Regions from separate parts of the Homo sapiens genome. Here region 2 is linked to region 1. Evidence: chromatin contacts called from ENCODE Hi-C or POLR2A ChIA-PET data. All regions are on one chromosome and are shown on one strand. Each heading gives the region's core, a stretch centred on a gene start or an enhancer-like site at or near the end of the contact. The rest is flanking DNA. Distances are from core to core; before and after follow the strand shown. Region 1 holds the start of ACTRT3 (actin related protein T3). Region 2 has its middle 47 kb from the start of SKIL.

Evidence for each region. A loop is a pair of places that touch in the nucleus more often than their neighbours do. ChIA-PET counts read pairs that join two places held with the same protein, here RNA polymerase II (POLR2A). Pooled maps may share reads with other maps.
Region 2: a loop to region 1 is called in a map with no recorded cell type, with 4 times the contacts of the local background. The contact joins the enhancer-like site here to the promoter of ACTRT3 in region 1. A Hi-C loop is called at or near these places in 2 of 168 maps with a recorded cell type or tissue (OCI-LY7 and naive thymus-derived CD4-positive, alpha-beta T cell), 2 of 37 single-sample maps with no recorded cell type and 10 of 50 pooled maps. POLR2A ChIA-PET finds 5 or more read pairs at or near these places in 4 of 52 experiments (OCI-LY7, Panc1, activated B cell and 1 more).

The regions. Positions count from the first base shown.
Region 1 is chr3:169,767,807-169,771,466 of GRCh38, forward strand. It overlaps ACTRT3 (actin related protein T3), which reads right to left and starts at 1,755. Exons shown (of 2, transcript NM_032487.5): 1 at 1,515-1,755; 2 at 1-544. The coding sequence starts at 1,714. RefSeq lists enhancers at 478-622, 1,484-1,743, 1,835-1,979, cis regulatory regions at 550, 1,907 and a silencer at 1,824-1,893.
Region 2 is chr3:170,308,416-170,312,075 of GRCh38, forward strand. No RefSeq gene overlaps it. Among named protein-coding and RNA genes, the nearest start is that of SKIL, 47 kb to the right of the region's middle. Within about 2 kb of position 1,921, at least 3 of the 41 ENCODE cell types and tissues checked have a DNase peak (open chromatin) inside an H3K27ac peak, as active enhancers do.

The sequences.
Region 1 (3,660 bases), core at 505-3,004:
ATGGAGCTGGATGACCTTCCCATCAGGTAGTTGGTAAACTTTCTCTAGACAATCGGGTTTCTTGGCCATTTCCTCTTCGTAGTTCATTGCCACATAACAAAAGCTCTCCTTGATGTCTTCAACAATCTTTCTGTCTGAAGCACTGAGCAACATGATACCATGGTTCTTCATTAGCACCATGAGGTAGTTGGTGAGGTCAAGGCCTGCCAGATCCAGTTGCTGCACACCATGAGGCAGACAGTAACCCTCAAAGATGGGCACACTCTGGGTAACCCCAGCACCTGAATTCAGCACAAGGCCAGTAGTGAAGCCAGCAGCAAAGAGAGCCAGCACAGCCTGGATGGACATATAGAAGGCAGGAACACCCAGATGCTCAAAAAACATTTCCGTGATCTGTTGCCGGTTGGCCAGTGGGTTCAGCGCTGGCTCAGTAATCAAGACTGGGCCATCACACGGCTTCAGCTTTAGGTTATAGTCATAGATATGCTTCCACATGATCTCCATGTCCTCCCATGAAGTAATGAGACCACGCTCCACTGGGTAACTGTAAGGAAAGCAATAAGATCAATGACAGCTTTTTATTTTTCTAGTTTCTATTGTCTTCGACCCTCAGTTAATTCCCCGCGTTTATTACCAATATCCCTTTATGGGCAATAACTGCCACAGCCTCTCACAGCAGGTAAGTGTCAGCCAAAAATAGCACAGCTACTTACCTCTGCAATTTTTTTTTTTTTTTTTGGAGACAGAGTCTCGCTCTGTCACCCAGGCTGGAGTGCAGTGGCGCGATCTCAGCTCACTGCAAGCTCCGCCTCCCGGGTTCACGCCATTCTCCTGCCTCAGTCTCCTGAGTAGCTGGGACTACAGGCGCGCGCCACCACGCCCGGCTAATTTTTTTGTATTTTTAGTAGAGACGGGGTTTCACCGTGTTAGCCACGATGGTCTCGAACTCCTGACCTCGTGATCCGCCCTGCTCGGCCTCCCAAAGTGCTAGGATTACAGGCGTGAGCCACCGCGCCCGGCCTACCTCTGCGATTTTTGTTGCTTTCCATTTTCTCTGTCCTTTGGAACCTTGTGACTTTTAAAAAATTGGGAAATGTCCACATTATAGTATAGTTTAAATGTCAATTGAAGAGAATAACCCAAGTGACAAAAGGGACCATGAGTTAATATTCTTAAATGAATTCGTTCGATAACTTTATACGTTTTAATACATTTGTATAGCCACAGAGAGCAAAATGTTCAGTTTTTAGATGTGTGGTACCCTTGGAGATTTGTGGCCCGTGCGTTTGTAGTAATTCCAGCTGGATGGGGCTTTCCAGCTCCCGGCTTTCTTATTCTTTCTGTCCCCATTGCGCACCTCCTTTGGGGTCCTTTCCTGCCCCCCGACAACACCCCCAGTCCCCCCACCCCCAGCCACCCCAGCCCCACCCCCCAACCTCCCCAGCCCCACCCTACCCCACCCCCACCCCACCCACCCTCCCCAGCCCCAGCAGCCTGCTGGGAGAAGGAGGTACCTGATGAACAGCGAGCTCCTCCAGTCCTGAGCTTGGTCGCCCACGCAGAGTTCTAGCCCGCCCTGGGCCGCGCGGCTCTGGCCCTTGGCGCGGCCGATAATGTTCGGGTAGATAAACTGGGGCTCCCGGCACCCAGCCACGCCCGCCTTGATCATTCCCGAGCCGTTGTCGATCACCACCGGTAGCTGGCAGTGGTTCATGCCGCCGCTGCTGCCGCCGCCTCCTGTCTCTGAGCCGCTCTAGCTACGGGCTCGGCCGGGGCCGAGTGCCTGGAACGCCGCGTCACAGAGGCCCCGGCACGGCCGGGTGAGGCCAGAGTCCTGGGGGCGCAGGCAGGGGGTCGGCAGGGCCCCAGGCGGAAGGACTCGCTGGACGCACCGTGCTCCTCATGTTACCGCCCGCTATTGCTTCTCGCAGGAATTGGGCCACCCCAACACCTGGAATCCCGGAATCCCAGTATCAGGAAAACCCGACTTTCGCATCAAAAGATTCAACTCTAACCCTTCACAAGTGCATTTCTCAAATACCCAGAAGAGCTATAACAGCAGTTTTATTTTCCAAAGCCACGGAATTCTGGTTAACTGGTGGCGGTTCCGGGGAGTTCTAGAATTCGCCCTTGAAACTGGGGAAAAATGAGACTTAAGAGGAGAAAGTTGTTGCAGGAAGGGAGGCAGTGTCTGCTTCTGAAATGTTAAACTTCTAAAATAAGGAGAAAAATGCTGGAATTTAAATGAGTTTTAAGTACGTTTATTATTGTTTCTGTACCTTGGGCAATGCTTTGTTGTGTTTCTTCCTGTGATTTCCAAGCAAAATGTACGCAATTAAAACAAAATAGTAGTTCCTAGCTTAAATATGTAAATAAATATAAATTTATATATATTTATATAAATATATATAAATTTAAATATAAAATATTAAAAAATATATAAATTTATATAATTTATATAAATATATGTTATATTATATAAATATATTTATATATTTATAAAATATATATTTATATATTTAAGCAAGGATATAAATCGAAATATATATATTTATATTTATTATATGTATAAATATAAATATATAAAAATTTATATTTATATTTATTATATGTATAAATATAAATATATAAAAATTTATATTTATATATCATAAATATAAATATATAAAAATTTATATTTATATATCATAAATATAAATATATAAAAATTTATATTTATATATCATAAATATAAATATATAAAAATTTATATTTATATATCATAAATATATAAAAATTTATATTTATATATCATAAATATATAAAAATTTATATTTATATATCATATATAAAAATTTATATTTATATATCATATATAAAAATTTATATTTAGATATCATATATAAAAATTTATATTTAGATATCATATATAAAAATTTATATTTAGATATCATATATAAAAATTTATATTTAGATATCATATATAAAAATTTATATTTAGATATCATATATAAAAATTTATATTTAGATATCATAAATAAAAATTTATATTTAGATATCATAAATAAAAATTTATATTTAGATATCATAAATAAAAATTTATATTTAGATATCATAAATAAAAATTTATATTTAGATATCATAAATAAAAATTTATATTTATATATCATAAATATATAAAAATTTATATTTATATATCATAAATATATAAAAATTTATATTTATATATCATAAATATATAAAAATTTATATTTATATATCATAAATATATAAAAATTTATATTTATATATCATAAATATATAAAAATTTATATTTATATATCATAAATATATAAAAATTTATATTTATATATCATAAATATATAAAAAATTATATTTATATATCATAAATATATAAAAAATTATATTTATATATCATAAATATATAAAAAATTATATTTATATATCATAAATATATAAAAAATTATATTTATATATCATAAATATATAAAAAATTATGTTTATATATAATAAATATATAAAAAATTATGTTTATATATAATAAATATAAAAATTTGTTTATATATAATAAATATAAAAATTTATGTTTATATATAATAAATATATAAAAATTTATGTTTATATATAATAAATATATAAAAATTTGTTTATATATAATAAATATATAAAAATTTATGTTTA
Region 2 (3,660 bases), core at 671-3,170, 540 kb after region 1:
AAAAATAAAAATCTGAATAGTTTATATCCCTAGCTTATTCCAGAATATACTGGAATTTACTGTGCACGATGCTAAATAAGGCTAATAAAAACAACCTCTGCCCTTGATGTTAAACGTAGAAAACAGACATACTGAGATGTTCATCTCCACAATGAATAGTCCAGTGACAAAAGCCAAATAAATGCATGAAAATATACATTATGTAATCATGATGGTTCACTAATGAAACTTATAGGAATTTTATTTAACATTCTTTTGTAATTAATGCTGGACATTTTTCAGGTTTATGGTAGATTCCACAGCTTTCTGGGTTTATATATACACAATAAGAATAGAATCTTTAGATCAATCTCTTAACATACACACTATGAGATTGTTTTTGGCTTTTGTGCTGAGAAATATGAATTGGATTTTGCCTGGGAATGGGAGAGCAGATTGTCAGCTGCTTCTGCTTAGATTAGATCTTTTACAGTCCATCTCTGAAATTTATAATTAAAATGAATCCAGCTCAGAATTTAAGAGTGATTTTTGTGGCAGTGCGATTCACTTTCATGTAACTTGTGCCTTACTGGTGTTGACATTTTATTTTTACTCCAATTACTATTTTTAGTATTTGTATGGATAAACAAATTATAAGTACCTAAGAATTAGTGGCTGTTTAATGTGATCTTTTACAAGATATCTGAAAATGAAAGCCCATGCCAGATGGATTCACTAGACTTGAGAGGGTTAAGTTTTCATCAACAATTTAGCTGGTCAGAAGCAAATTCCAATTGTTTAAGAAAGAGCCTGTTGAAACGCTCTAGCAAAATTTTTGAAAATTTAGATGCTTTGTTTTTTCCATAAAAGGGAAGTGCTGGGTGGTTTCTAGAGGTAGTGCCACATAACCAGATTTAAAACTTGCATGAGATAAACTATCTGCAATGTGGGTGGCTACACTTGATGATTTTTACATTATTCATAATATATTTAGGAATAAAAACATGCAAAGGAACTTAAATACAGAAAATACAGAAATTTAGCTCACATTTTACGGCCTTTTACAGAAAATTTTTAAGAAAAAAAATTTTTGAGGCAGTAGATTTTTATTTAAACAGCCAGATTTTTTCTTTTTCTTTTTCTTTTTTCTTTTTTTTTTTTTCTTTTTTTTTTTTTTTTGAGACAGTAGTCTTGCTCTGTCACCCAAGCTGGAGTGCAGTGGTACGATCTCAGCTCACTGCAACCTCCGCCTCCCAGGTTCAGGTGATTCTCATGCTTCAGCCTCCCGAGTAGCTGGGATTACAGGAGTGTGCTACCACCCCCGCCTAATTTTTGTGTTTTTAGTAGAGACGGGATTTTACCATGTTGGCCAGGCTGGTCTTGAATTCCTGACCTCAAGTGATCCACCGCCTCGGCCTCCCAAAGTGCTGGGATTACAGGTGTGAGCTCCCGCACCCAGCTCAGATTTTTCAATTTAAAGATCATGAAAGAACATGCATTTATGTACAGTTTGGCTCAAGTTTATCCAGTTAGAAAGTATTCATTTTCTAACAGGGAAATTTGAATCAGCATGCTAAAGACTTGCTATCTTCCTAGATTATTTTATGTTTTAAATTTTAATTTATGTATTTATTGAGGGCCTTATAATGTGTCTAGCACTATGCTGATTCTGTAGGATTTGGGAAAATGTTAAATAATTTTTTGTGACAGACGGAATAAATGCATTTCAGAAAAGTTGGCTTAAAGTTTAAAAAAAAGGCCTGTGTGTATGTTATTCCTTTACTTAGAAGATATTTCCCATGATCAAAATAAAAATGAATGTTCTCCCCCAATAGTGGGGAGTACGTGGTAAGGCAGCGGGGTAGGCCTGGTGGACTGCAGTGTGCCTGGTTGGCAGAATACTGATTCTATCTGCTTCACCACCACCAGGGGCCAGTCTCTTGCTATAATGAAGGTCAGAGTTACCAGCACCATAGCCCTCTGGAGGAGCCAGTGTATTCACTACAGGCCGGTTACCTAGAGGTTCCAGGATTTTATCAGTGCTGATCATGTGTATTTTAATTTTACGGAACTATTAAAAGTCAATATACCGGCCGGGCGCGGTGGCTCACGCCTGTAATCCCAGCCCTTTGGGAGGCCGAGGCTGGCGGATTCCTTGAGGTCAGGGGTTTGAGACCAGCCTGGCTAACGTGGTTAAACCTCGTCTCTACAAAAATACAAAAACTATCCGGGTGTGGTGGTGCATGCCTTTTATCCCAGCTGCTTGGGAGGCCGAGGCAGGAGAATCGCTTGAACTGGGGAGATAGAGGTTGCAATAAGCTGAGATTGCACCACTGCACTCCAAACTGGGCGAGAGGGCGAAACTCCGTCTCAAAAAAAAAAAAAAAAAAAGAAGTCAATATACCCTTTGAACTGTTATTCAGAACGCTCTAATATGTTATCAGGGAACCTGGAAGGTTTTGTACTAGAATTGCTCTGCCCACTTTAACCATTCTGGATGTTAGAACTTCCATATAAATTAAACACAAATAGGGCCTGTTAAGTGCCAGGCACTGGAGATTCATCAAGCAAGAGTCTAATTGTGTCATGTTTCATCTGTGAAGAATACTTTCAGTTGAAAATAAAACCAGGGCTGCTTTTGGTCATTAAGACACAAAGGAATTCAATTAAAACAAAATCCAGGAAATTATCCACATTCTTCAGTTGTAAACTTTTTTTATTTTTTTTATTTTTTGAGACGAAGTCTCGCTCTGTCTCCAGAGTACAGTGGTGCGATCTCGGCTTACTGCAACCTCTGCCTCCCAGGTTCACACCATTCTCCTGCCTCAGCCTCCCGAGTAGCTGGGACTACAGGCTCCCACCACCACGCCTGGCTAATTTTTTTGTATTTTTTTTTTAGTAGAGATGGGGTTTCAACGTGTTAGCCAGGATGGTCTCTATCTCCTAACCTCATGATCCGTCCGCCTCGGCCTCCCAAAGTGCTGGGATTACAGGCGTGAGCCACCGCACCTGGCCAGTTGTGAACTTTCTATATCAAATGTTGCATGGCATTACAATAGTGTCATTTACTATGACCTGGCATTCATATGCAAAGAAAAACTTTTTAAAAATAGTGTTACTCACAAATTTTAATCCATGGATATTTACAGACATTCAAATTGTCAATTAGAAACATGATTTCAGTGGTGTTTTGATTATGTTGCTATTTCGCAAACACTACTTTTTGGAAAAAAAAAATAGAGATGGGGTCTATGTTGGCCAGGAAGGTCTTGAACTCCTGGCCTCAGGCGATCCTCCTTCCTCAGCCTCCCAAAGTGCTAGGATTACAGGGATGAGCCACCACGCCCTGCCCACTAAACACTTATGTACTGGAGGTAAATATTTGAAATGTCTTTTCCCAAGGAAAGACATTTATCTTTTAATCCTATTGAAAATTAATTTTTGCCATACCTCAATTCCAGGCAGTTATTTACCTCATTGCCCAAAATAACTGTACAATGTGCAGTAAGTTGCATTAAACAACCTCAGATCTTCTCCACAGATTTTTTTCATCAACAACTTTTTAGATTTGTTGTGTTATTGACAACACTTTATAATCTGCTCATTTTAGCCAGGTGTGGTGACTCATGGCTGTAATCCCAGCACTTTGGGAGACTGAGGCAGGCGGATCACCTGAGGTCG